Linked DNA regions of Mus musculus: region 1 is linked to region 2. A link is a loop called in an ENCODE intact Hi-C map of the cell type or tissue named here. Cell type or tissue: left cerebral cortex. All regions are shown on one strand. Links, peaks and the distances in the headings refer to the core of each region. The heading gives the core; the rest is flanking DNA. Region 1 holds the start of Sez6 (seizure related gene 6). Region 2 overlaps Myo18a (myosin XVIIIA).

What was found. A loop is a pair of places that touch in the nucleus more often than their neighbours do. Peaks named below come from ENCODE experiments on the same cell type or tissue, not always from the same donor. Only the 100,000 strongest peaks of a DNase experiment are listed, where the experiment ranks them.
Region 1: a loop joins it to region 2, with 2.3 times the contacts of the local background. A loop is called at or near these places in 2 of 42 quality-filtered maps.

Annotation. Positions count from the first base shown.
Region 1 is chr11:77,922,747-77,937,643 of GRCm38, forward strand. It overlaps Sez6 (seizure related gene 6), which reads left to right and starts at 8,093. Exons shown (of 17, transcript NM_021286.4): 1 at 8,093-8,368. The coding sequence starts at 8,314. Gm11190 (predicted gene 11190) reads right to left here and starts at 6,542. Exons shown (of 3, transcript NR_033549.1): 1 at 6,512-6,542. In left cerebral cortex, for the core only: CTCF peaks have their summits at 6,738 and 8,149; DNase peaks (open chromatin) are centred at 8,106 and 11,085; H3K4me3 peaks cover 3,322 bases; H3K27ac peaks cover 1,156 bases.
Region 2 is chr11:77,865,629-77,880,525 of GRCm38, forward strand. Myo18a (myosin XVIIIA) reads left to right here. Exons shown (of 41, transcript NM_001291213.1): 41 at 1-360. Among named protein-coding and RNA genes, the nearest start is that of Gm29932, 12 kb to the right of the region's middle. In left cerebral cortex, for the core only: a CTCF peak has its summit at 6,911; DNase peaks (open chromatin) are centred at 4,345, 5,315, 6,029, 6,743 and 5 more places; H3K27ac peaks cover 4,930 bases.

The DNA of each region.
Region 1 (14,897 bases), core at 3,153-11,152, 57 kb after region 2:
CAGCTATGCACGTGGTACACAGATACCCACATGCAGGCAAAACACTCAACACATAAAATAAATCATTTCTTAAATGTCAAGCAAATGTTACCCACCTTAAATATATAAAAAACTGCCAGGCAGTGGGGCACATAACTTTAATCCCAGCACTCGGAAGGCCAAGGCAGGCAGATCTGCAGATCTCTGAGTTCAAGGCCAGCCTGGTCTACAGAGCAAGTTCCAGGGCAGCCAAGGCTACATATATATGAGATTAAAGTTAAAATTAAAAATCCAGGCTAAGGGCTGAGGAGGAAGGGAACTTAAGAAGCATTCAGTGATTACTAGCCACGTGTCATGTCCTCCTTCGGGTCTTCTTGCTGAATGAGCATCTGGAAGTCAGGTGACACTACTTTCTGTTTATAGGTGAAGAAGTGGGGACTCTGAACTATGCCTGAGGCAAGCACAAAACTGAGATGATTTCAACTCTGGTCTGCTTTTACAGCCTCTAGGAGAGCAGTCTCTCTCTCTCTCTCTCTCTCTCTCTCTCTCTCTCTCTTAGGTTTTGTCCCTTGCAAGTCACCACTGTGGAGAAACAGTCCTCCCAGTGTAGGTTGGGGAAGCCCTGCTTGCTGTTTCTGGTGGGAGAGGAATTTCTAACTCTTGGGTAGGCATTTTATAGCCTCTCTTTTCTCCAGGCATTGTCTGGACCTGCAGACTCTGTGACTTTAAGGACCAGTGACCTCACAATCGGTTGCCATAGAGACCATTGTGATGTCACAATCAGAGGACAAGTAGTTCAAGGAGAGGAGTCAGGGATGGGAATGCACAGCTAGAATTGAGCACCATTTGAGATTTGTGTCCTATATTCCTGCCTAGAAAATGAAGAGGCGGGAGGCAGGTTTGCAGCTGGCTTCTTAGGGATCACGAGGGAGAATGAATGCACGTAGGGTTTCCTGGGACAGCACTGTGCTGACAGTCAAAGGAAGGGTCCAGAAAAGGAACAACAGAAACCCATTCCCACACTGTGGGGCTGGAGGGAGTGGGCTACTTCTACAGCAGGAAGGTTTAGGGTTAGACAACAGCAGGATCTTTAGATAGAATATCTCACTGAAAAATATATGTTCCTGAGAGTAATGTTCATGGGAGACGCTGGATCTCAAGGGCCTCCAGAGCCTTGTAGAGATAGCCATGTTGTACCATAGCATGTTAGCACCATATCTTCTGTCCAAGGCTGGGAAGATCTTTGAGGGCTCTCCTGGTCCTGGCATACAGAGTGCTCAATACATGTTTCCTCATTCTGTAGACGTGACTGAGACAGTAATGAATGGCTGGGTTCTATAGTGAAGGATGAATGGAGAGGGAGACAGGTGGAGAAGCCCATGGGAACCTAGAGGCCACACAGCCACATCTCCAGTTTTGTATTCAGCCACCTGCTTCTGGGGGCTGTCTCTGAGGGTATGGAACACTTGAAGTCTGATTTGGATCCAAGCTAAGTGCTGGCCATTTAATTGAATATCTACTGGATAGATTAGAGAGCCAACTGTCCCTACCTGTTCCAAGCAGCTACTCTTCCTGACCCTGCTCCTAGGTGACCCTCTAGGCCCAGGCCCCTGCAGGTGAACTCTGGGCAGAGAGGCCCAGGCCCAGGAAACCTATAATCCTTCTGCTACCTGCTCCACTAAGGCCTGGTGACATGTGCCTTTCTTCCCTCCCTTTGCAATATAGCACAACTATAGCATTAAGTGGCTGTGAATCACCAAGCCTCCTGGGGCCTCAATGTCCCTATCTGTACAATGGAGACAATGACAGCTTTGTACCTGCCTCATAGGATTGTTGTGAAGATGTCGTCAAATCCCTGGCTTAATGCCCTCAACAGCAAATGATAAATGGTGCTATTATTATTTTTAAAAGTAAAGAAGAAGAAAAAAAATCCACTGAACTCAGGGCCTGACTTCCTTTAAATGGAGAATAGACAGATCTATTGTAAATTTGCTTTCAATGCATGTGGCAATCTTTTCTAAAAAGGAAATACTTCAGGCCTTTCTGCAAACTGTGAATCAGCTACGAGACCATGCCTTCTGCAGTTGCAAAGCTTTATCCCAGGGCTTACTCAGAAGGGGAGACATGATTACTCTCTCACATTTTTTCAATCCAGCCCCCCCAGTCTTGCCTCAGGCACAAGAAGAACAAACACTCTTTTGCCTTCACCCTGGCCCAGGCTGGGCAGCTATCAGAGACAGTGGCATGAGGTCAGGTGTCAGATCACCCTGGCTGGGATGTTGTTCACACCAACCCTTTCCTGCCTGGTGTCAGCAGAAGCGATTGGCACTGGCCCTATCATTTCTGTATTCAGGGGCATACCAGCTGTGCTCCCTTCCCCAGAGAAAGAACTCAAATGTGTAGCAAGGAGGATGCTTTGAGACAGGGTCACATACAACCCAAACTGACCCCAAGCTATAGTTGAGGGTGACCTTGAACTTCTAATCCTCCCGCCTCCACCATCTGAGGGCTGACTGGGATTAGAGGCATGCATCATCATGCTCAGTGTGTAGAGTGCTGGGCATTGAACCCAGGGATTCATGCATGCTGGGCAGGCACTCTACCAACTGAGCCACATCCCTATCTCAGAACTCAGATGTTTGAGAGGGTATTTCAGCCAACTGCCAAGCCTGACTCTCCTGTCACCATTTCTAGGTCACCATGGAATCCCTGGTTGCCTATTGACGAAGGGTATCTAAATGGTGACCCTGAGGCCTCTGCATCTTTCCACGGAGCTTAGCCTACCAGGTGACCCATTTCCTTAGGACATGATCATCAACCTGGTCCTGAGTCCCCAGCCCCTGAGCAGCACCGTAAACCCAATGCCTCTGGCAGACACGTTTTATGTCAGTTCAAGCACTAGGACTACTGAGTTCAGAGGATTTTATTTCTAGAGCCTTCCATATTTCTCCAGGATTATCACCTGTCTTTGCTCCCCCCCCCCTCTCTCTCTCCTGGTTTATTATTTTTGGACCCTTTCCAAGCCAAGCTGCCTTGATCGCTTGGGGAGACAAAGGCCCCCAGCATCCTCCCACGGTGTCTTTGGGTCTGGCAAGGGTGCCCTTGGGGACCATTTCTTTTCCTTTGGCATAAACTCTTCGACTGGCCACAATATCCAGGTGGCCTTGGCTTTTAGGAGCTAGTTTGCCTAAAAGACTTTCTGTGTGTGTCAGGGACTATGGAGGCGGGGAGTGAAGGCCTCTGTCTCCAAGGTTGGGGAGGGCTATGAGAAGAGTAAGCCCTGGGGTACAGAGGGGAGGGAGAAGGCCAGCTGTTCTCTTTCTTACACCGTGCCAACCTAGCCTGACACCAAATTAATAGCATTCAAATGAGATGCAAAGCATTATGCAAATATTGAAGAGAAGGCCACTCTTACCAGAGCCTCTGGGCTGTTGGAAGGCCAGTGCCTGGAGCCCTTTCATGGAGGACCCCATGGGCTCGCTTCCACTTCAATCCTCATACTTCAGTACCAGCTTGTGCGTAGGACCAAAGACACTGGCCAGGCACTCAAATTGGCTTTGCCTCCCAAGCACTCAGGCAGGGCCCCTTCCCATCTAAAACAAGCCACAGGCAGCTGTGAAGGTAGCATAACCTCCCTGGGTCTCCTTTCCCCACTCATCAGCACGTATGCAAACTAGATGCAAGGTTTTTGCATCTATTTAACTGTCCATTAAAATAGCCCCATGCCCATCACCTCTGCACAGGCCCCTGCTTCCAAATTGCCAACCCCTGCTGCCTGCAAAAGCCATGTGTTTCCTGAGCCTGGTAATTGCTGTGGTGTTTGTTGAGCTGTATTTGCATTTGATTGTCATTTAACTTTCTATCTTTCTCCTTCAATCAAACCGGGTAGGGGGATAGGGGTGGGGTGGAAAGGTGGGGAGCTGGCGGCGAGGGTGTGGGGAGAGAGTTGGGCTTCTACAACTGATTCTTCATTTTTGTCTCAGCCCTATCATGGTTTTCAAAGAGCTTCATTAATTAGTACCACAAACTTGAACCCGGAGACTTCTGCCTCCACGTGGCGGGGGAGGGGCTCCTCCCACCCGTCCCAGGGCTCCTAAGTGCAAATGATTTTGCCAACGGGATGGATCTCAAGTCCTATCTCCAGTCTGCGTGTTTCAGCACCTGCCTCATTTCTGCCCAGCCAGTGGCATTAAACATTTATGGAGCTGTAGAGGATCAAAGGCCTCCGCTGGAGGTGGTGGGCAGGCTGGAGGCCCGGGTTTGGAGGATGGAAAGTAGTTCACATCAAACCGCTTTCTGCTGCTGTCTCAGTGCACCCTAGGCTCTTGCCACAGATCTGGTCCCATTCCTGGAGTGGGAGCTAATGCTCAGAGCCAGAACCCTCAGGTGACTGACTTTGGGTAGCCAAGGATATCAGGCCTGATATTCATGGCCATACCAGAAGCCACTGAGTCTGGAGACTTGCTCAAAGATGATGGTGGCTGTGCCCCTACCATCTCTGGGATGAAGTGACAGCCCTTTCCTCTGCTCCCCTAAAACCCAAAACCCCTTTGGATGCTCTGATTTGAAAACTGTCTTGCAGAAGAGTAGATCTGGGCTTTCTTGGTTTGGGGTTTTCTTTTCCCTCCTCTTCTTGCTCAGAAAGCAAGTGTCATCCCAGCTGACTTCAAAATAAGTCACCGATAGGCCTGTGATCCCATGAGTTGATGAGTTGTTTAGAATTGGGAAAGTGGGGGGTTGGAGAGATGGCTCAGCAGTTAAGAGCACTGACTGCTCTTCTGAAGGTCCTGAGTTCAAATCTCAGCAACCACATGATGGCTCACAACCATCCATAATGAGATCGGATGCCCTCTTCTGGGATGTCTGAAGACAACTACAGTGTACTTACATATAAATAAATAAATAAATAAATAAATAAATAAATAAATAAATAAATCTTTTAAAAAATTACTTAAAAAAAAAAGAATTGGGAAATCGAGGCCGGCTTCCTGAGGGATGTGGATTAGAGATCCACTCTCATCTCAGAGATGACTAGTAACCCCCTCTCCGGCTTTCAACCTCAGTCTGTAGTAGCCTTCCTCCGGGGTTAGTAGTGAAGTACAATTCTTCCCTCAATGCCTGAAACTCATCCAAATGATGCCAGACTGATGTGTTCTGCTTTGTATACCTTCTTAATGAAGTAACCCCTTCAAGGTAACCACCAAGGACAACCTGCCACTCAGATGACCAAAGAACCTCCTACAGCCTAGCCACAGATGACTCCAGCGTTACTCACTCTTTTCTACGGGGTTGATGGGGTGGGAAGCTCTGCTTTGTGGAACCAATCTCCTTACTGACCACAGCTCCCTGGCAGTTTCCACGATGATGTTGGTTACATAAACCACACCCCCACCCTGCCCTCCTTCATTCGCTGAAACACAAGCAGATTTGGCATGGTTTGAAGCCCTCACTGACTTAAAGCAAAGTCCCCCTCACCCCCCCATCTTCCTCTTACTCAGCTTTCGTATGGCATCTGTGACCTGCCTTAGGCTTTGGGGATCCTCACTTATTTACAATATTCATTGAGCATTTAGAATGTACTGGTCCCTGGGCTAGGTTTGAGTAGAGGGCACATAGGCCGTGCAACTACCTGTAGTGAAAAATTAGACAGGGAAATCAGGATCTTCTGAGAGTAAAGAGCTGGGTAGACACAGTAAAGGGGGCTGTGCAGGTCACCACAGGCTGGTGTGTGTGTGTGTGTGTGTGTGTGTGTGTGTGTGTGTGTCCAAAAACCAGAGAATAGCTTACAGGAGTTGATTCTCCCCTAATGTGACGTAGGGCATAGAACTCCAGTTACCAGGCTTGATAGCAAGTGCCTTTTACCCACTGAGCTATCTCACTGGCCAGTGTTACTTTTCAAATTGTGTGTATGAATAGAGTAAACTCTCAAACTGTAAGCCTTGATATAGATGACTGTCCCCGTGGACATTTTATTGCCCTCCATTATGGGCAATGCCGATGTCTAGGAAGAATGGGCCCTTTGAAAGGCATGAGAAAGGATGTTTACCAAAACCTCTACTGCTCCCTAGATTGGTCCAGGCTCTGCCTCAAGCTTGCTGGGAACCCATTCCACAGAAGCCATGTTTACCAGATCTTCAGTAAAGAATGACAGCAAACCGTATTATTACTCTAGTCATGCAGTGCAGATCCATTCCCTGGGTTCAGGAGAGAGTGTTGTATCCTGGGATTGTAGTCTGCAATGGACTCCCTCTTGTATCCCAGGCAGTCAGGAAGGCCATGTTGCAGGTTCCCAGAAAATTTCCTTACCTTTCTTCTTATAGGTAGTCCCCAGCTCATCCAGAGCCCTACTGCCAAGATAGTCGGGTGAGACCTCCAGAAGCCTTTAAGTCAGGAGGAACTATCCTGATAGATCAGGTTCATCCTGCATTGTGGCTCAACCCCCTTTTCCCAGAGCTGTGTAGTCCTGAAGGACCCAGGGATGTGAGAAATGTCAGGAATGCCTGTGAGAAAGGAAGAGCCTCATGGCACTCACCCGTTTCCAGACTTCAGTCAGGCACTTCTGCGCCTGTTCTCCCATTCTGTGGGCAGGTCTTGTTTTCCCTTTCCTCCGTCCCTCTCTCCTGGCTTCTCCACATTTCTGATCTTTTCTTCAAAGGCTCCCCTACCTGCCATCCCTTCTGCTACTCTCCTTTCTCTTCCAATTCACCAGACAACTGTCCAAAATCCTCACCCAGCATCTTCCCCAGATAACTCCACATGCCACCTGCTGCCTGGGATTCTTTACAGCAAGCAAGATGGCTCCCCAGAGCCCACAAAAGGATCTACAGAGCATCAAAGGAGCAAAGCTGGAAGACTGTAAGGACCGAAAGACTCTCCTAGGAATGAAACTTAGGGCAGAAGTCACTTGCTTCCAGGATGAGATGGGGGAAGTGCTGTGGACAAATTGTTGGGGTTTGACCCACGTTCACATGGAAAGAACTCAACATTAAGCTGCCCTTTGAGGGCCTCCTTCTTCCTCTACAGATATTAACATCAGCCACGTGGTTGTGTCCTGTTGAGTCCACTGAAATTCAGTAACAAGCCTAACCATGTCCCTTGGGTCTGAATAATAGCCTCTAGTTCTGCACAGCTATGGCTAGCCTGTTATTGGCCCATGGCTTACTGGGGTTCCTCAGGTCACAAAGTCATGGGATCTTATTTTTCTGTGCTATTGACTATTCCAACTACTCTGGGGTTACTGCCCCTTCTTCAAGTTTTCCTCCATCTGAAACAATCAGCTACACCTGGTGGGTTGAAGGTGTAGCTCAGTGGTAGAGCCCCTCCCTATCTATCAAGTATGGAATCATGTGCCAGGTCCTGGTAAAAAAAAAAATGAAAATTTAAAACTAAAACAGTCATAAAGACCCCTGATATTCATGCTTATCCCATTTTCTTCGTCAGTTCCAAGACCGAAGCTGGTATTGGCATAAAAGATCTGTGTTCCTGTGGCTATTCTTGTTCTACAGAGGAAATAGAGGAAGCAAGGTCTGGAACCCCATGGCTACATGGGGACCCAGGGTGCTGCCTTCAGCACCCCACAGCTTGACCCAGGTTGCCCCCTACCAAGTGGAGAATGTCTCCCCAGGACACAAGTGCCACTGGCTTTTAACTATAATATCAGGATAATTAAGCTTTTCTGTGAGCACAGTTTGCTGCTGATGCAGCTGCCTGGAGCCCTGGCATTTATTGAGCGCAAAGTAATAATTTATTGTCCTTTGTACGTTCAAAAGCCGTCTTCATTATCGGCCCAGGATGGAGCTGCCACAAGGGCAGGCGGGCCTCACCAGCTGCCTCACTGATGTGCATCTTTCCAGATCACCCTTGTAGCTGTCAGGTACCAAGGTGGGGTGGAGAGAGAGGTGAGGAGGGGGTGTTCTCTTTAATGGAGAATCCGATTAGAACCTGACACCTTGGTAAGCTACAAACCCGGGAGAGGGTGGCAAGCTTGGCTGGGCGTGGGCAGCTCGGGAAGGCGGGGGCTGTGTGCCACATTAGCAGGGCAGTCCTTTCCCCAGGGCTCGAAAGCCTGTTCTCTTGCCGCTGGGTCTTCTGCGCCTTTGCTTGAGACTTTACGGTAAGCCGCTCCTCCTGCGCCCCCGCCCCCAGCCCCGCGCGGCGATCCCGGGCGCCGACGCCAGGCGCTGGCCGTGGTGCTGATTCTGTCAGGCGCTGGCGGCGGCGGCGGCGGCCCCGCTGCTCTCCCCGGGACCGGCTCTGCCCCCCGCGCCCACGCCTCTCCCAGTCCCCAGTTCCCCTACCGCGGCCCCGACCCGGGGCGCGGCCGCAAGCAGCACCATGCGCCCAGCAGCCCTGCTGCTCCTGCCCTCGCTGCTGGCGCTCCTGGCTCACGGTAAGGGACCCGGGCGTCCGGCCACAGGACGGGGGCGGGCGCGGACTCCCAGGGGTAGGAAAGCAAGACCATCCCGGCGCCTTGCTCCGTGCGTCCTGTTGTTCCTCCCAAGCACCACGTCCCGCCGGCTGCGCTGTCCCCGGCGCCGACCCAGCCGGGCGGGGCGCGGGCTCTACGGGCGGGAAGCCGCCGCGGCTCCCGCCATTCGCGCCCGGCCGAGACCTCGCCTTTAATCATCTCCCCGGATCTAATGGGATTTCTCTGCTGCAATTCATCACGCCACCCCCTCCCCGCACACACGCGCTCTCCCGCGCGCTCCCTCGCTCCACTCCAGGCGTCTAGGGGCGCCCGGGCGCGTTGCGGGGGGGGCGGCAGGTCGCGGGTGCAGAGTCCGGACAGCCCAGCTACCAGCCCGCCGTTCTGCCTACCCCGCTGGTCTCCAAACTTCGCTCGACTTTGCCGCTTATTCTGGGTCCCTCGTATCCTCACTGCAGAGGAACTGGGTCGGGTGGTGGCCGGACCCGGGACTGGGACATCTCTCACCTACCTCTGCCTTGACGCTGTCAAGTCAGGATTGGAACCTAGAACACAATTCTGGGGAAACATATCCGGGGACCCTGAGAGCCCACTGCCCAGCCCCTCGCTCTTCTCTGGGTTGCAGCAACTGAGGTCCTGGGACTGGCTGCCCTCCCTGAAATTCTTTTCTTGCACACAGACACACACATGCACACACGCACATGCACGGAGCGCTGCTTCTCTTCGGCTCTGCCTTCCTGCCGGGTTCTATCGACCTCGGAGCCGCAGACTAGTTAGCGGAACTCACCGTTTGTCCCAGCCCCGGACGCCGAGTCAAGTCCTAACTTCATTGATCTCGGTCAAGAAACGCTTGGCCTCGGAGTTAGCACCAAGGGAGTTTGGAGGAAAGATGAATGGGAAGCAGGAAGGGTCTGAAGCAAGTGGTCTCGGGAGTCTTCAAATGCTTAGGTCATTCTCCGCTTTTACTAATCGCCTGCTGGGGTCCGCGAAACTGCACTTTTGACTTGGGACTCAAAGTCCCTCGCCATATGGTTATGGTTCCTAGCGTCTGCTGTCAAGGAGGGAGGGAGGGAGATTTGTAACCTTCGGGCTCCATCCTCGAAGGCCGGAGAGTTTGGAGGTCAGAACAGCCAGACCAGGGCTGCTCGGGGCTGGGCTAGTACCAAGCCGCTCTTTTCCCGTCCCGGGGGATGGAGAGGGAGAACATCTTTGAATCTCTAGCTCTACCCACAAGTAGACCACATCTTTGCCCAGCCCACCTGGCTGCCCACACTGGCTCCTCCTAAGACTAGGAAAACTTGGAATTATATGTTCACCTTGCTGGGAGGAAAAAGAAGCCCACTCCAGGGATAAGAAGGGATGAAGAGAAACCCATCTTCTGGGCCAGAAATCTAAGGATATCTCTCTGCATTCGGGACCTGAGTGGGGTATGGCCACATCCTAGCTCCTTTCCTGGAACAGTCTGTGTCTGTTTCCTAGCAATGGAAGTTCTTATCTGAGTGTGTGATCTGGATTCCTCAGGTCTCAGGATGTCTGCAGTTCAGGAGCTCTGAGTGTTGGGTGACAATTCATCAGTTAAGCCACCAGTGTGGAGGTGTAGTCTCTGCCAGCCAGCTCCTTGCAGAGCTGGAGAGAGACCATAGGTCTCCAAGAAGAAAGCTGGTATGGCCGAGAGTCCAGCCCAGATTGGAGGTGTTGAGGTTCGCGTTGGGAGGAATTTACCCACTCTCGCCAGAAGTCTGTGTCCCCAGCCAGTGTCCTGTGGTTCATTGGCTTCTCCCGTGTAGTGGGGTTGCCTTACTATGTGTTTTATAGGTAGAAAGAGAGGATTTGGAAGCAGTGGCTAACCTGGCATGTGAGAGAGCCTGGACCCAGATCTGGGTGACCAGGAGGCCCCACCTATTTAACATAGATGGAAGGTTCATCATTAGGGTTCTGAGCCCTCTCATTTTGGAGGTAGTTCACTTGGCTATCTGAGATTCCTGAAGAGTTTATTAAAGGAGAGATTTGCAGAGTAAAGGCCTTTGGCTGCAAGTCTTTTAGCCAGAGGATGCATCGCTGCAGCCTGGCAGCCCGGGAGACCTCAGAGCTCTGCTTACAAGAGGGACACAGTCAGCCACAGTCTAAACTTCCAACCTTCAGTGGCCAGGGAAGGAAGAGGCTCTGAAAACCAAAGAGATAGATGGATAGTGCTCCACCCTACAGGCTCAAGCCCCTAGTTCTTTTGCAGTCGCTTAGATGTAATCTGTTCCAGGTACGACAGACATGACATACTATGGGGCATCCTCCCAACCCATGGGAAGTGCCAGGGAAGTCTTGCCACAGTGGGGGAGAAGACAGTTTAACAGGAGCTGTGTCTGCCTAGGCCTGTTGTGTCAGTTTAATGATTTTTAATGAGCAATTACCTTTAGTCATTCTCTTAATTTCTGAATATCAATAAAGTTAATTAAACTCTGCATGTGTGAATGTGGCCTGGGGAGACTGTAAAGGTAAAAGCATCCAACACTGGGATGAGATTAGGTCGTCAGGTATAGAAGCTGCCTCCATAGTTATATGACCTTGGACTCAGGGCTCCATCTCTCTAAGCTCTCTTGTGAGTGTGGTAGAAAGGAAGATGGGGGCGGGGGCAGAAAAAGCAAGCCTCAGTTGCTTATTCTGCCAGAAACTGTGGGAGGAAAAAAAGAGGAAGGATTTGGCTTCCAGGATTCCTACTGCTGCAAGGGTTAACCTAGTACTGACTTAACCTAAAATGCAAATTGCTGCTTTGGGGTGGTGCTCTGGTTGGTGCGGGCTTCGGATGGCTTATTGCTGGAGTCTGGGGGCTGCTAACCAAGCTTTATCACACCCTGCTTTCTAGCCTAGGTCTTCAGGATCAGGGCTCTTGCTGGGGATAAGGGCTCATGGGAGATAGCTTGGATTCCACTCAGAGCTCTAGAGGTGGACCTGGAAGACAGGGAACTCCTGCTGGGTTTCTGAGGAGACTGCCCAAGAGGAGTTGGCTTTTGGCCCCTCACGGGCCTAAGCGAATCAAGCTTGGCAGGTCCTGGCGGCCATCCCAGCCTCAGCAGGGTGGCAGCTTAAAATGCCTTGGGGATCCTGTGGGGCACTAATGGGGAGCAAGAAGACAATGAGATTGGGCTTAATTAGAAACTGAGCTTCCATCCTCCCCACCCCTCTTCCCCACATCTGCCTGAACAGAGGGACTTGTCAGAAAGGCTGCCTCCTTACCCTCTCTCTCATCCAGTCCCAAGCCCTCCAGCCTCCTCCAGCCCTTCTTGTCTCCACCCCTCCTAGCTCGAGCCAAGCCCATCTACCAGATGGCTCTCAGCTCAGGAATCTTGCAACCCTATTTGGACAGAGCTCTCAGGGTTCATTATCCTACCCTCCACCCTTGGTCAGACAGAAAACAATAGACGGGGTTTGGGGGGGGGGTAACTTCAGTAAAGGAGTCTCTCAGCCCAGATGGGGAAGAGCCCAGCTTACCATGTCCTTGGCTCACAATAGACCTCACTCTCGGGAGCCATCATTGTAAGGGTGCATGAAATTCACTGTCGCCAAGCCTGGCTTTTCACCTGTGAGGGGCTAAGCTCTATAAATAAGAGTCACCTAGAAGAGGAAAAGCTGCCAGCCCCAGTCCACAGCCAAGAGGTGGAAAGCAGGTGTTAGGGGGTCTCCAAGGCCAGTTCCAACAGGAAGCAACATCATTCCAGAAAGATGACTAATCCAGCCAGGTCAAAGGAGTCTTGTCTCGGCATCAATTTTTCAGACAAGCCCAGTTCTCAGCAGCTTTTGGACTCTTGATGTTCCTTCTACCTGTTTTTTCTTTTGTTTTTTCCTTCCCCTCAGCCAGCCTGGCTAGTCTACTTCATGCCTTTGAGTCTGGTTTGACTGGCAGTTCAGTAATTGGCAGGAGGCATCTGCTCTATGGTCTGTCCTCCAGGCTGGGTCAAAGGACTTGTCCATGCTCCCATTGTCTGTTTGGTGTCCCATCTGGTCCCCAGGCTGTTGGATCAGGAGCCTTTGCCTGGTTGTTTGAAGCTCCTTCTAGTATCAACAACTCAAGAAAGAGAACAGTAAGCCTACCTTGCTCACCCCTTGGGCAACTCCAGGAAGCCTCTTTAGGAGAAGCTTAGGGTCAGCTGCCGGTTAGAACGGAATGATTGGCCCGGAGCAGCTGGGACTGCGTCTAGAAGCTGAGTTTGCGTAGCAAGTACACTATTTTTACATAGATTGTATGTTGGGAATTTTTTTCCCCTTTCCTAACAGTTGGCCAATTATTCTGCCTGTAAATTACAGCCTTTACTTAGATTTTTTTTTTCCTTCTACAAATTAAGCTGTCATGCCATCAGCCTTAGGTGGTTTGGGGGCGGGGCCAATGGCCGATCTTAATTCGGTAAAGCTTTTCCTCAGTCATCCCTTAGTGCCACCACGACTTGTGTCCCCAGCGGCTCAGGGCCTACCTAGCACGTGGCACACATCAAATGCATGTTAAGAAAGCTGTAAGAATTGCACAGGTAGAAATCAGCACAGGAGAGCACGGGGCCCAGCCTCTCAAATCCTCTCCTACAGTTCGTATCTGGCTGAGAAGGAAGCCTTGTGTGAACTTGAGAAGGAAGCCTTGTGTGAACTTGAGAAGGAAGCCTTGTGTGAACTTGAGAAGGAAGCCTTGTGTGAACTTGAGGACTGAGACTGCAGAGTGCACTCAACCATTCAGGCTTCAGAAACCACCACACAGCCTGGAGGGACTAATGCGGAGCTCTGAGATCAGGTATGCCCTTGAATGGAGTAGCGGAGGCCTAAGAGAAATCTAGATGGTAATACAGATTCATGAACCTTTCTCGCTCCTACAAAAAGCGGGTGTTGGGATGGGTACAGCCGTCCAGCCAGTCCACCATTCATTTGCTCATTGCACAAACATGGTTTGAGATGTGCGGATGAGCCCGGAGAACACCCTTAGCCACAGGGGCCAAGGCTTCACTGATCAAGCCTTTTCTATTTAATGCTTATAGTAAGAGGTTTCTACTCCCACTTTACAGATGGGAAAAACAAGTTTAGGAGAGATCAAGTCACTTACCCTGGGCTGTCTAGCTAGAGAACAGAAAGGGTACCCCAAAGGCCTGCCCGTTTTGCAAAGTCTTGCATCGGCCAGCGCTGTGTCTCCTCCAGCCTAGGAAGAGAGGTAGTCTAGGCAAATGGAAACCCAGAACACCACTATTCAAATAATATAAGCAGCAGCAATAACAGCAAATGTTTATGAGGACCAAATACATGCCAGGCTCCCTAAGTGCTTTGAATACATTCCCTCGCTGCCCCTCATATCATTTCCATGAAGTACAAGCTATTACATGCCTTTCATAGACCAAGTTCAAGCTCATATTGTCTGACAGACTCAAGATGTAGATACTCCATAACTTTCTTCTATCATATTTCTGGCCTTGACAGTTGCTTTCCAGTGATGCCTATTCTCAGTCTTTACTGTGGCAATTTACAGAGACATTTTATCATACTCTATCCTTAATGGCAAAGGGCTGAAACACCTCAGCGCAAAGGTCAGTTGCCTTAGATGACTTCTGCCCTTTGTGGGTCTTGATAAATGAGACAATCGGTCCCACCTCTTCAGCCTCCATTGAGGCCCAGTCCCCAGATGGAAGCCCTAAGCCTTCCCCAGCTCCCGTCCAACTACCTACCTGCGGTCCCCCCAGCCGCCAGCCCTTGGAAGAGAAGAAGATCGATGCTGCAGCTGCAGGCAGAGTGTTGTTGGCCATTGATTGTTGAGATTTCTCAGAGGGCTCGGGAGCAAACAAACCTGCCACGTCTCCAACAACAATCCCAGGCTCTGGCTGCAGAGCCTGCAGCCTTGCTGGCAGGGTGTCTGGCAGGGAGAGGGGGGGTGAGGTGGGAGGTCCTGGCTGAGCCCAGCAGGAACAAGGGGCTCTGCCAGGAGATGAGCAGAGACTGAGTAAGCCCGGGAGGAGAGGAGATGCGGTGAGGATGCTTGATAAAGCCTAGACCCCGTCGTGCTGTAGCTGGTCCTGCCTTCACAGAATGCCAGTCTGTCCTTCTGTCTGTTTCCATTCTCCTGCCTTCCCTTTCCTGATTACCCAGCAAATGCGACCCATTAAGTACTCAGCTATTAACTCACCTACTCATCCTCCATTCAACAATCCCTCTATTCAGCACCTATCAAAAACCGGACTATAACACAAGCCCTGACCTTAAGAAACTTAGAGACAAGCTGCATCCTTAATAACTAAGATCATCTCTAGCTACCTCTACGTAGACTAGAGACTTCTGGTTTTTGTTGTTTTGGTTTTGGGTTTTTTTGTTTTTTGTTTTGTTTTTTTTTTGGTTTTGTTTTGTTTGTTTTGTTTTGTTTGGGTATTTTTTTTCTTCCTCTAGTAGTAATTAAATGGGCTAGATACAACCAAGTGACACCTACAGGATTCATCTACTCTGGACTGCAGGGACAGATGACTCCTGATCAGGATACTGG
Region 2 (14,897 bases), core at 3,729-11,728:
GCCGCTCATTCGGCGCTGAGGACCTGTGGTGGGCACAGTGGAAGGTAGATGTTTTGGTCTGTTTATCAGACTGGAGTCCTAACCCTTTGTCATCTTTCTTCTGCCCATAACCCTGTCCCCACACACTTACCCCAGACACAGCAACAAGTGGTCTGTTACTTGTTACTTCTCGGTTTCTTACCATAAAGCTCATCTGACTTTTCCACTGGATCTGGGGGCCCCAAGGCAGTACCTGGTGCTGGACCTGTTTGCCATCCCCCTTCCCTTCTGCCATTGCTTTGTACTCATTGGGCTGTGCTCTCCCTGTGGACCTGATTGATGTAAGGAAATAAAAGGCCCCTTCCCTCCTGGCCACAAGTTTCCCTGCCTCTCCTTGCAGGCTCAGGGGAAGTCCAGGGTGGTCCCGGGCAGGGGCAGAGGTGGAATTCTGATGGGGACATGGAAGAACCACCTTGGTCTGTGTGGCCAATGTCACTCACTCCCAGAGCCTCACCAGGTCACTTGCCATAGTGGGTAAAGAGGCTGTTTAAGGAGGACAGAGCCTCCCACATTTGTGTTGAGGTGAGTGGGGCTGGCAGCTTGTCCCCAACCCCTTCTCAAAACTTTAGTCACTCCAGAGGTGACTTTTTGGTCAAAATTTGGCAGCATGTTCTCTGTTCCTCAGCCCTCTTTAGCCACAGAAAACTCGAGAAGCCTAGGATCACTGCCTTAGATGGCTGCTCAGTCTCTGCCTGCAGGCCTGAGCTATACTCGCCAGACTTTCGTGGCCTTGCAAAAGTTATAGGGCAGCTCATGCAGATGAGGAAGAAACCAAAGGCCTTCCCTACCCTCCTCCTCCTCCTCCTCCTCCTCCTTCTCTGAACATTATCCATGTCTAGATCTGTTTTCCACAGGCGTTCAATGGTCTGAGGAGGTGGGTGGGAAGAGCTCTGGTGATGTCTGTCTGGAAAGTCAAAAGAGGGAAAAGTCACCACCAAAACAAGCTGGGGAGAGCTTGGATCCTTCTGGGACAAAGGCGCCTGCCCTCCAACAAAGAGAAAAGGCGATGAAAGTGAGAGCCTCACTGTGTAGTCCAGGCTGACCTCTAATTCACAGTTCTCCTGCCTCGGCCTCCCTAAGCCCCAGATTGCAGGTGCAAACTAACACACCAGGTCTGGGGTGAGAATATTTTCTCAAGTCAGGGGACTTGTGTTACTCAGTCTGCTCAGCATTTGAGTCGCCTCATTAACCTGGGCCCGGTCCTGGTGCTGAGAATGAAGTCCTTTCAGATCGGGGACATCCCAGGGTGGAATCGGACTTAGAGCATATGCCTCACCTGCTGGTAAGTATCATCTTCCGACCTGAGCGGAGAGATCTCAGTGCCTGTCCTCCAGGGATGGGATCAGGGGCCACCGCAGAAGGGCAGAGAAGGTGCTTCCGAGCTATGAGCTACGCTATGGGAAGAGAATGAATGCCTTTGTGGAGAGGGAGACTGCGAAGGGTCATCAAAACGGTATTCAGGGCTTAGGCCTTCAAGGAGAATGATTGCTCGGGTAGTTATTGCTAGGACATGCATGGGGAAGAAAGAACTTACAGGATGGTCTTGACACAGAGGGATAAACAATGCTCATGCCACACACTGCCTGGGAAAGCCCGAGTTCACAGTCCGCCTCTCCCCCACCCCCAATGCTTCTCCCAGTTCCCACAAACATCCTAACCCAGGTTAGGAGGGCAGCACTTCCTTCCCTTGTTTCCCACTCCAGAGGCCCAGAAACCACCAAAGCCTGTCTTCACTTGAGGTTACTCCTGGAGAACTCTGCAAGCTCCTAAGTACCCACAGTACCTCTTCCCCTAAGATGGTTGTGATCCCACAAAACAAAGCCACTGGCCCTGTGCCCCAGGCCCGCCTCACAGCCACCCTGAGTCCGCTGTCAATCCTCCCTGCTAATTTCCAGCCTGCAGGAATACCCTGACTCCAGAATTAGAGGCAAGGGACCAAAGCCCTAGGGAAGTCCCCGCAGTGCCCAGACACATCAGCAGCAGGCAGTGACCCCCCAAACTGCTCCCTTTGTCCTCAAGTCCTCTTGGCAGATTATCCCAGTTGTCCTTCCCCCATCCCCCCCCCCCCCCCGTGCCTGGTGGCACAGACACTTAGCGATTTGCTCCTTAATTGTCCCCCAGCTAGGCTGCGCAGATGCCGCTCTTTAATCTCTCCTGATAAATGAATCGCGCCGCTCCTTTAATCATATGTTCATATCCAAGCCAATTTGAATCAATTTGGCAGGGAGCGTGTTGCAAGAGATGCCATGACTGCTGTTCTCCCCCCAGGGCCCCAGAGCCTGAAAGCTGCAGTCCTCACTTTCAGCAGAGAGCCCAGGAGGCCCATCTAGGAAGAGGAGTGCCTACCTGAAGTGAGGACTTTTTAAAGTCAGCCACCTCATTTGCTTCCCGCCCTCCAAGCAGGCTGTGTGGGAAGAGAAAACGGATTCCCAAAGGCCTCAGGAGTGGGAGGGACAGGGGATGAGTTCACAGCCAGCCTTGGTCACTGAATAAAGGGCCATCCCTGGGAGAAAGTGCTGTCTTAAATCTAACCTTAATCCCTCCTGTTCCCCTTTCATTTCCTCGGAGCCGGTTCTCAGGAACTTGGAACACTTTGTAGCCTCTTATATAGCAACACATGTCAGACCAGACTATGCTAATTTGTCCCCGCCTGGTACTCCCAGCTACCTCAACTGCTTTCATCTTCCCCTAGGCTATATCCTCTCTAAATCTTCCAGCGGAGGGGCACGCCTGATGATGGACGAGTTCTGCCCTTGGGGTAGCTTCTTTCCCATTGCCCCAGTTGGAATCCGGGCCAGTGAGAAAAATAGCAAAAGCAAACAGCTACTGACACCACAACCTGGGAAAGGGGCTGACTCTTCTGGCCTCGGTTTCCCCATTTGTAAAGTGAGGTGGTGTTGCTGGCACGAACCTTTGGTTGCTAAGTTGAGATTCTGTTGCTGCCGCCAAGGCACCCTTGGGTGGCACCCATGGAGTTGGTGAGACGGGTGCTGAGGAAGTTCATGGTCTGCCTGGGCTTGGCTTCCAGCCAGCGGCCTCTGACTTTCAGCCCCTCTTTCATTTCCTATTGGCCTCCCTTCCTGACTCTGTCAGGCCAGGTAGGCGCCCTGTCTTTCACTGTGAAACTGGGAAATCACTACCATTTATTCCGATTTTATTTGCAAGTTCACAGCCCTGATTTTAGAGCTCAGTAGCTTCTGGCTCCATCCCACACTTGGAGATTCTGCTCTTGTTGCTCCCAGAAACCACACACCTCCACAGGGTTTCTCTGTGTAGCTTTGGCTGTCCTGGAACTCACTCTGTAGACCAGGATAGCCTCGAACTCCCAGAGATCCACCTGCCTGTCTATGCCTCCCAGGTGCTGGAATTAAAGGCCTGAGCCACTGCTACCACCATCCAGCATCCAGCTTAAGCCATAGCTTTAGTAACAGGCTGTGTTAGCTATGTCTCAAGCAGTTGTCAGGGCCATGTGAATGGCATTCTCTCCTCTCTCTCTCTCTCTCTCTCTCTCTCTCTCTCTCTCTCTGTGTGTGTGTGTGTGTGTGTGTGTGTGTGTGTGTGTGAGACAGGGTCTCACTAACTGCCCTGAAACTCACTATGCAGACCAGGCTGGCCTCAAACTCATAGAGGTCCAGCTGCCTCTGCTTCCTGAGTGCTTTGATTCTGTCTCTTCCCAGATCAAATTGCAAGAGTGATCTGGAGTGATCTGGAGTCATGCCATGATGCTTAGCATTGCCCTTTTAATGATTTCAGATCAGGACCAAGGGAGCAGCTTCCCACCCCTTTAAGTCTTAGGGGGAGCTGAAGCAATGATGGACCTGGAGGCTGGGTGGTGCTTCCAAGATTATCACCTATTTGGTGAGGAGGTAACAATGGCTCCTACGCATTGAGTTACTGGGTCCCCAGCCCTCACACCTTGACTGACATAGTCTCTCCCAAGTCTGTTAAGTGTCATTGTCCTCTAAGGTAACTGAGGTTCCAGTGATGTCAGCAAGGTCCTCTGCTTGGATCCAGCAGCTGGCTGGGCATCTGGAACTATTCTAGGCTTGTCAGGATGCAGAAGAAGCAGGAAGGGGAGTGACCACTGTCATGGCCCCCTCCAACCCTTATGTGCTTAGTAGTCACCAGACCTGGCCTGAGGAAGAAAACACTTTTGGCAAATTCAGGAGAAAATGTCTTGTGCACATCCATGTTGCTCTTTAGAATTTTAGACCCCCCCTTCATGCATTATCACATTTGTGCTGTGCTCCCACTGCGCCAACAGTTTGAATAACAGTTCTGCACGGCTCAGAATGCATATTTTAAGCAATATTCACTTCATCTAATTTTGTGATGGTAAGACAGAACAATCCGGACCATTCTTGCGATTCGATCGGGGAAGAAAGAGATCCAAAGCAATAGCCATTTTGGAGCTAACAAGGATGCTAGATCTGTTTAGGAGGAATTTTACAGAGAAATTGGGTTTTCTGCAGTGTATGCTCCTCTGATGGGTCATATCCATAAGGGAGATCCCAGAGACGCTGTGTGCTTTGTGATTGAAGTTGGTGACACAAATCTCCCAGCAGAATACTTATATGTGCAGATAGAATTTGCTTTTGATATCAAAAGTCAGCTATGACAGTTTTATCAAAAAAAATGTTTTAAAGGATATTAAGTTTTGACACCGTTCAGGCAAATTATATTTGAGGTGACTTAAGAGTCAAAGAGTTTCCACATTTTAATAAATTTTATATGTTTTGTGCCAGATTTACCATCTGACTAGATTAGGGAGAAAAGCAAATGCATTGGGGGAAGAGAGGGCACTGAGGGGATTTCAAAGTAGGGAATAAAAATTTTTAAAGGGAGTTAAAAAAAAAAAAAAAAGAAATGCTGCTGTGTGGAAGATGTAGCCGGCAGCTTTTGAAACAGTAAGTCTTTAAAAGACAGGTCAACGACTGCAGCCAGACATATAAAATCATATGTGATGAAGAAGGTCCAGTGTCTCATTTTAACTAACACTGGGGCCTGGCACCATTTGCAGGTTGTCATCCTGGGGCAGAGTCTAGCCCCAGGGACTACTAGATCATGGAAAGCAACTGTGGGGGTGGCACTCTCTGACAGGTTTTGTGCCAGAAGGACAGGTCCTGTGAAGTGCCACCGTGGACCTTGGATACACATGTACTTAACCACCAAGCAGGTATCTGGGATCAGAAATGGGCCCCTGCTCACAAGGACCTGCTGAAATAAGCCAACAGAGCAGTGAGGCAGGTTGGGGCTGAGGATGTAGCTCAAGACTCTTGTCTAGCCTATGTAACACCTAGGTTCTATCCCCAGAGTGGAAGAAGGAAAGGGAAGTGGGAGGGAGACAGGGAGATGGTTTTATATTACATGTGACAACCTGCTGAGGTAGAGGATGCCTTTAATCCCAACCCTCAGGACATGGGCGGATGGGTCTTCGTGAGTTCAAGGCTAGCCTGGTCTATATAGAGAGTTCTAGGCCAGCTAAAGCTATATCATGAAAAGAAAATAAGTACACATGAGAATGCAGGTTAGTTAATAAATGAGGGAGTCAGGAGACATGAGTGTATGTGTACGACCTTGGGTTCTGTTCCTGGCAATGCCTATGGGAAGGAGCTGGAAGGGTGGTGAGCATCCGCAGTCCCAGGTACTAGGCCAAAACACGCTTTCCCTGTTCTCATCTCCACCTCTCTGTGTGTCTGTCTCTCTCTGCCTCTCTCCCTCTGTCTCTCTGTCTCTGTCTCTCTAGTGTGTGTGTGTGTGGGGGGGTGAGGCATCTGTTACTGTTAGCATGAAATTTGTATGTGATTTTGAAAGTCAATGCACACATGGACACTAACACCAAAGAGGGTCCCACACTGACCCACGTGGCTGACGAGAAGAATAGTTTTTCCTTAGTCTCCCCTGTATAGCTGTCAGCTGTGTAGGGTAGGTGGGGGTTGGGTAAGCCATGTGGCAAAGCTGCTTAAACACTGCTTGGCTCCTTGCTCAGGGAATGTCGCCCTTAAAGCAGCAGGCATCTGCTGGCAGGCCTGAGCGTGGAAGCTGGGAAAGAAACAGATTGGAGGGTGGAAGGGTGGGGAGGAGAAGAGATTCCAAACCTGTCTCTTCCATCAGCCTGGAGCCCTGCAGGTGATGGGTTTGGGTAAGGACATTCCTATTGATAAAGGGGTTGGAGATAAAATTGAGAAGGTCATATGATTATATATGCCATATATATATATATATATATACACACACGTATATGTATATATGCATACACACACACACACACACACACACACACACACACATATATATATATATATATATATATATATATATATATATATATATATATATGTGTGTGTATATAAATTTTCCTGTCTCTAAAGAGACACTGCTCACTGACCCAACTTCATACTGGTTAATAGATTTGTGTATCTAATGTCTGTTTTATCCTCTTGAGGAAAAGGAAAAAGCGTTGTTGTCAAATCAAGAGGCCAGGGAGTTTTTCCTAGGAAATAGGAAGGTTTGGGTACAGAAAAGGCCATCAGGACTTCAGTCATACCAGAAGTTCTGGGAAGGACAGTGGGTCCCCCAGGGCCCAGAGTGCAATCTCCATGTGCCTCCCCACCCCCACCCCTGGCTCTCCAGTAGAAATCAGCTACAAATCTCAGCTTGTTGGGAACAGATGGCCTTGGCTGACGAATAAGCCACCGCAGGCTGCCCCACCTGTTCTGGAGCTGGAATAATCAGCTCGAGACAAACATCGATGCTGAAATAACTCATGGCAGCGGGCGATGCGCAGGCACGGATTCCAACACTCCTAGAAGCAGACCCTCCCCAGCCCTCCCCGCTCCCCAGCCCCTGGTGGCCATCAGGAAAAGTAATGGAGCAGAGAAGATGATTGAGGCCCAAATGGAGCAAGATTGGCAGGGTGGAGGGCAGGGCTGAGTTCGATGACAGGGCGAGACTCCCCCAATCAGGGTGAAGAATTATGTCTCCGGGGTCCTTGGAGAAGGTGCAGAGGGTCGGTGAACGGATGGCTTGGCAAGGCTGAAGAGACTCGATCCGTACAGGGCGGGAGAGACCCGAGATGCTGAGTTTTGTTTCATTAAAGGAGTGCTGTGCAAAGAGAACCTAGCTAGGAGAGTGACTCTCAGCTCACAGCAACAACCACAGACCTTCTCCCAGGCTGCTGGTGGGGGTGCCTGGTGCCCCAAATTCCCTCCAGTTGCTCTCAGCTTCCCCTCACCTCCTTGATGACATCAGCAGGGCTAGTGTCCCCTGCCTGGTGGAGGCAGATGAGCCCAGGGAGACTTGCTGAGTCAATAGGGGTCAGGCTTCCTAGAGAGAGCGAGCAAAGCTTCAAGCAGTGACTTTCTGATACAGAGCCTGGGGCTTCTGAGCCCCTAGGGCAGCGGTTCCCAGGCTGTGAGTCACACATTAGATATCCTGCATATCAGATATTTACCTTATAATTCATAACAGTAGGAAAATTAGTCGTGAGGTAGTGACAAAAATAATTTTATGGTTGGGGGTCACCAAAGCATGAGGAACTGTATTAAAGGGTTCCAGCATTAGGAAGGCTGAGAGCCACTGCTGTAGAGGATGGTAGGTACAAAAGGAGAAGAGGGAGGGGTAGGAGGAGGGGGAGAGGAGGAGGAAGAGGAAGCAGCCTGATGGTGACTCTGCAGCCCTAGTTTCATCCCTAAATGCCAAGTTTCTGTGCCCATGTAGCCTGAGTCCGCAGACATTAGAGGACGTCCTGTATGGATTGAGTCTTCCCTTGTTATGTAGGATCATGGAAAACCCCTTCTAGAAGCCAGTTCTGTTCTCAAAGGGGCACTGGGTCCCTGCTTCCCTAAGTTCTGGTTCCACCGAGTGTCACCGAGCTGCCACCATTTCTGTTTGTGAATAAAAGTAAAAAGTGTAATAAAATGACTTTTTTTTTTTTAACCCTTAGAGCCTCAACAAAGATCAACAGTGAGCTGTGCCCCACCTGCCCACTTCCCCTGCCAGTTGATGGCAGATCTGAAGGTTCATCAGGAAACGCTTTTGTATTGATCCCCCATAGAAAAGAAAATGGCTCTTAAAAAAGGCATAATCACAATACTTTTATCACACTTGAAAACAAATTGATAGTTTTTTACTATCAAATATTTGGCCCATGCTTAAATTTTCCCGATGTTATTACATAGTTTTTACTTCACATATATTTATACACATGTTTTATATAAAACAGATATCAGGCCTGTAACTCTGAGTACTCAGGAAGCCAAGGAAGGAAAATCATAAGTTCAAGGCCAGCCTAGGCAATTTAGTCTCTGCCCAAAAGTCAAAAGAAAAGAGGGCTGGGGCTGAGGAAATGGCTCAGTGGGTGAATCTCTTGTTTGTAAGCCAAAGACCTGAGTTCAGATCCCCAGATCCCATGTAAAAGCTGGACTCATAGCACAGTGCTCTAGCAACAATCCCAGGAGGCTCTCTGGCCAGCTAGCCTGGAGTACTTCACAGTGGTGAAGAAGGTGAGGACAGATAGCCAAGGCCTTCTGACTTCTGCACATGGCAAGCTTGCACCCACATTTATCCACATTTGTATGCATGCACACATGATAAAAATAGTAGAGCCGGGCGTGGTGGCACACGCCTTTAACCCCAGCACTCGGGAGGCAGGGGCAGGCGGATTTCTGAGTTCGAGGCCAGCCTGGTCCACAAAGTGAGTTCCAGGACAGCCAGGGCTATACAGAGAAACCCTGTCTCGAAAAAAAAAAAAATAGTAAGAGTGGGGTACGGCTCAACTGTATATCATTTGACTAGCGTGTGTAGGACCCTAAGTCCAATCCCTAGTATTAAAAAATGAAAAGGTTGGTTTGTTTCAAAACAAGACTCAAATTGGATTAAAGGACTTATAAAAAATAAATTAAAAAAAGGTTGTGTTCACAGCCTTGTCTCTGGGGGATTCTGATTTAAATGGTCTTGGGTGTCGCCCCGGCGTCATATCTTTAAAAACCTCTCCAAGTGGTTTTCATGTGCAACCAGGTTTGCACATGCCCTGGGAGAAATGCCCTGCCCTCTCAGCACTCGGAGGTTCCTGCAAGATCCTCCCATCCAGACTGTTCAATACATCTATCTCCCAGGCTTCAGCCAGCAGAGCCAGCAGCTCCAAGGGTTGCCAGCATGAACACACTGGCTGGGAGGGTACACAGCTCCTCGGGTGCCTCAGGTGTGCTGGAGGAACAGGTGTGGCTCCTCTGCAAATTCACACACTGTGCTCATGCTCCCTGCTATGCCCAGTGCTGGTTCTTGCAGATTCCCCCTCCCCACCTTCTTTTGAGCAAATAGCAAAATTCCTGCCTCAGGAAAAAGTGAGAACTTCCCCGGGGGCTATACTCATTCGGCTGTTCAAGTGCCTGCCGGCAGGGCAGTGCTGGAGCTGAGCGAAGGCCTACTGGGAGTTTGGCAGCTGATGGAAGACAAGAGAGGGGATTGATCAGGATTTGAACCCAGCACATTTCAGAGAATCTATGAAATGGCTCTGTCTTAAGATGCTGGCCACAGGATCAACTTAAAGAAGTATGCTCTGGTCTGTAAGTGCCCTGTCTCAGCTTGGAGCTGGCCTTGAACTTCCCCCTGCACCTCCCTACCATCTTTCCCTCCTGCGTCCCCCACTCCATGCCTCACTGGATGTTGGTGAAACAAATCTAGCCTAAAATAATGAGCAATCAGCTACCCTGATGCTCATTTTAGGGGCAGGCTGGGCAGGGCTGAGGGAAGGGGTAGGGAGCTGAATCATTTATAAAGCTTAATAAAGATGCAGATGAGCGGTGCTGAGTAGGAACCCCAGAGCTGGGCTTATTCATTATTCAAAGTTATGCAAATGCCACCGGGTCCTGTGTGATAGAATTCTGCCCCTCGCCCCTCCCCCATTCCCACCCCCACCCCAGCCGACTGATCCAACCCACCCTGTGTTTCCCTTCCTGCACTTAACAACCCATTTCCAATCCTGCAGGTTTACAGGGATCCTAGATTGCCCTCAGACCAGGAGTTTTCCAGAGGAATTGCCACATGCCCCAGTCTTTAGGTGGCTTCTCGAGGCCCAAGGATACCCATGCCCAAGATACCCCCAGAGCGAGCTCTAACATTGCTCTGTCCATGTCTTAATATCTCACATTTCTTTCTAATGGGATCGATTTCCTGAAGTCGAATCTAAATCCCTCTTGCTGCATAGAATGTCCAATAGAGAACTAACCGGATTCTCTTTAACCGCTCTCCCTGAGAAGGGAAATAAACGCAGGCCTGCCTGGAGTCATTTTCCAGCCAGAGTCTCCAGGCCAGCTCCTCAGGTTGCCCTGTTTTAGCTTTCCAGGCATTTGAGCGTCTTCCAGGTTGGATTCACACACCTTAAACTCTCAAGCATGTTCGGGAATACCAAACTTTGCAAGAGTTGAAGCAGTACTGACCACACTGCATCTCTCCCCTTTGCCTCACAATGCAGTCAGATCACTGAGGCCTCTCTGCGCCCACTCTGCGTCAGTCTTTCCCCACCAAGACCTCATTTGTCAATTTGGTGAGGCTGAGAGATGAAGAATTGGGTCAGAGTGGGGAGCGGCATCGATTGCCGCGGCTCCCCCTCCTTTTCTGGCCTGGCTCTCCTCCCTGCATAGCCCCAGTCTATTTTTAGCCTGCCTCTGTTTTCCTCAGTCTGGTTGGCAACCACTCCGGCCTCTTTCTCTTCATTGCCCTTATCTCTCCCTTGCAGCCTGTGCAGACCCCACCTGCCCCTCCTGAGGACTCCTACTGCCTCACAATTGCTTCTGATTTTCTTCCATCTTGAAGATATGTAGGGGCTGCCCGCGAGGGGATGCCTGGCCGCGCTCAGGCAAACGGAGAGCAATGAGATGATGCTGTTTGGGCAAATCCTCTGCTCTTACAGAGGCCCTCTCATTGTCCTCCAACCTCTCCCGGCGCGGCGCGGTGTCTTCTGCCTCCCTGAGCACTCAGACGTCTTCCTGTGACACCTCCCTTGTGATCCCATCCAACCACAACTGAGAAAAGCTCCCTTCCTCCCACCGGTACACACTGGGCCTTGGGCTCTGGCTTTGTGGGTGCACGCTCCTGGAAGCCCCGTGGCCCTTTGGTCTGCGAGTTCTCAGTCTCTCTCCCTGACCCCTGCTTTACCCCATTATCCCTTCACACCAGCTCCGCCCACTCCTACTGCTCGGCCACTCACAGTTGTAGCTTACATGGGGACTCTTGTAAAGGCCTAAGCCTGCTCGGGCAGGGTTTGGTAGCGTCCCCCAGTTGTCTTTTCTCTGCTTCTGCAAGACATCGGTCTCCCCTTTTGGCTGTCACTGACAGACTGAATAAAGCTGGATATTTTGGAAGGGGAGCTGCAGCTGGCTGGGGGAGGAGGATGGCGCATCGGGAGGCGCAGAGGAAATAGAAGGCAGGCAGTGGGCCCGGAGCAGGAGGATGGCTCCTTAGCCCTGGCTCATGCTAGCTTTGTCAGCATGAGAGTTGCTGAACTCACATGCAGGATGCAGGCCCTTCTCAGCATCTGGTCTATCTGACACCCCCCCACCACACGCCACTTGCTTTGTGGCTCATTCCTTTTCTTTTTCAACCAAGACCAGGCTGGCCTCAAGCTCATCCTTGAACTGTTATGCTTGGCTACATAAGGATGAACTGTTCCACCTCCTCCTGTTTCCATCTCTTAAGTACTAAGATTACAGGTGTGTACCATGCCTGTTTTAAGGGGTGCTGGAGTTCTGAACCTGGGGCTTCATGCATACTAGGTAGACAACTCTAGCAAACGAGTCACATTGCCTCTGCACTTCATATCGTTCTTTAATAGACACCAGTGCAAGGCGTTTCCTTGATGACCGCCTCCTCAGTAGGAGGCCTCTGACCACTCATGGGAAGACACAGCTACTCCCAGCACTTCCTGTCCCTCCCCGGTCTGACGTCCCCCAAAGCACTAGCCACTTTCTCATGTGTTATAATTTGCATGCATGCACCTTCTCACGTCTTGTAATCTGCATGCATGCACCTTCTCATGTCTTATAATCTACATGCATGCACCTTCTCATGTGTTAAAATTACATGCATGCACCTTCTTCTGTGTTACAATTTATACATGCATGCATTGCTTACGTGTCTCCTCACTACCATTGTCAGTTCTATAAGAACATGAACTTTTAAAAATCATGGTAGAATACAGATAACATTTATCATCTTAGCTATTTTAGGTGCATAGTTAGTAGCATTAAACACATTCACGGGGCTGTGTAACCAACTTCCAGAACTTTTTTTTATCCTCTAAAGCTAAGGCTCTGAACCCATAAACAAAGTACAATTTCCACCTCCTCCTCTTGGCTCCTGGCAAGCCACATTCTCTGTCTCTGTGGTTCTCACCGCTGGTCGGAACCACACAGTGTTGGTTCTTCTGTCTCTGCTTATCTCACCTGGCCTGAGCTCATTTCAGCCTCGACACGGCGCATGTCAGGGATCTCTTCAACACTGACTACTATCCCATGACATGCACAGATGACATTTTGTTTATCCACTCATGTGTAAATGGACATCTGGGCCTTTTCTGCCTTTTGGCCATTGTGAATAATGATGCTATAACCACGGGTATATAGATAACTTTTTTGAGACCCTAGGTTCAAGTCTTTTGGAAAAAATATACCCAGAAGCAGAACTGCCAAATCATAGACTATTTTCTCTTTCTAATTTTTTTGAGGCCCTTGTGCTGGCTAGCTTTCTGTCAACTTGACACAAGCTAAACTCATTTGGGAAGAACTGGGCAACCACCTCTATTAAGAGCAGGCTTCAGGGAAGCCTGTAGAGTGTTTTCTTAATTAGTGATTGATGAGGAGGACCCAGTCCATTGTGAGTGGTGCCACCCCTGGGCTGGTGGTTCTGGGGGCTATAAGAAAGCTGGCTAAGCAAGCCGGAAGGAGTAAGCCAGTGAGCAGCACCCCTCCACAGCCGCAGCAACAGCAGCAGCAGCAGCAGCAGCAGCTCAGACTATGGTTCTCCCCTTGTTTGAGTTCCTGCCCTGACTTCCCTCAGCAACAGAGTGTGACTTGATAGTTGTGAGCTGAAATAAACCCTTTGCTCCCCACGTTGTTGTTTATGGTCACGGTGCTTTATCCCAGCAGCAGAAACCCTAACTAACCAAGACAAGCTCATGCTGCTGTTTTAGAACGGGATTTCCTTTGTGTGTTTACTGATTGTCTTAGTTTCTTTTCTATTGCCCTGACAAATATCCTGGGGGGATAAAAGCAATTTAGGGAAGAAAGGGGTTTATTTGGCCTACAATTCCAGATTAGAGCCCATTATTGTAGGGGAGTCAAGGCAGAGACTTAAAGTATCAAATAGTCAAAGAGCAGAGAGAGAATAAACATATGGATCTTGGTTTACCTGTCCAATATTCTACTAGCCTTCCCTACCCTTACAGACTGTAGGGGCCCTACCATGGGATGAGGCCTCCAGTGGGCTGGGCCTTCGCAAGTCAGTTAGCAATCTAGGCAATCCCTCACAGCCATGCCCACAGGCCAATCTAGGGACTTCTTTATTAAGAGTCTCTTCCCAGATGATTCCAGGTTGTTTCAAATTGACAGTTAAAAGTAACCAGCACAGCCGGGTGATGGTGGTGCACTCCTTTAATCCCAGCACTCGGGAGGCAGAGGCAGGTGGATTTCTGAGTTCGAGGCCAGCCTGGTCTACAAAGTGAGTTCCAGGACAGCCAGGGCTACACAGAGAAGCCCTGTCTCAAAAAAAAAAAAAAAAAAAAAAAAAAAAAAAAAAAAAAGTAACTGGCATACAGGTGCATCCACACAGCACCTGGCACATTGTAGAAATTAAATCTATTTATGTATCAAATTAGTAAGTGAATAATATTTGGTCCTCACACACCTCTGTATGGTCAGTCAGTATTATTATCATCTTATGGAGACCGAATTTCTGAGAGAACCAACTAAAGTTGCCTGCAAAGCAGACTTGGCATGGGGCTGACAGGATCAGCTGGCTTTTGGAACTCACTGGAGAAGTCGGAGCTAACACACATCTCTGGGCCTTAAAGGACCAAGGGAGGTAGAATAATTTCCTTTGTGGTGTATTTCTTTGGGAACATTTCATTCCTACTGTTCATATTCCCTGTCCTTCCTCCTGTCAAGTCTACCCCACCTTGCCCCAGCTTCTCTCTCCCCAGAGCATGTAAGATCCTGTTCTCTGGAATGTTGTTGGCTCTATCTAGAGGTTTCCCACCCCTGGCTTTTGGGTACCATCTAAGCTGGTGATTCTCAACCTGTGGGTTGTGACCCCTTTGGAGGTCAAATGTCAGATATTTACATTATGATTCCTAAGTAGCAAAGCTACAGTTTTGAAGTAGCAATAAATATAATGTTATGGTTGGGGGTCACCACAACATGAGGAACTGTGTTAAGGGGTCACGGCATCAGGAAGGCTGGGAAGCACTGCTCTAAGCACATCAGCCTTGCCTGAGTCCCTGTTCACACCCCTCGCCCTTCCACCCACCAGGGGTAGTTACAAGCCCCATTCTCTTCCAAAGCAATTAGTGCAAGGAGGCCAGCCGACTCGGTGCTAATGCTGTTTCATTAAGTGGGAGCAATCCTAATGATAATAAAATGGCACATTTAACATTCAAACATTGAACGGGGTTTCTAAGCGAGTGTGTCTCTCGCTTTCTCCCTGGTATAACAGTTCTGTCTTCATAAGGACCTGACAATACACCTTAATGAGAGAGAGTGGGGAGCGAAACATCTTTACAGATCCAGGGAGAGGATGAGGAGGAGACAAAGCAGTAGACCAGGGGGACACAGTGCATCGATGGGTCGGAGACTCCATGGATT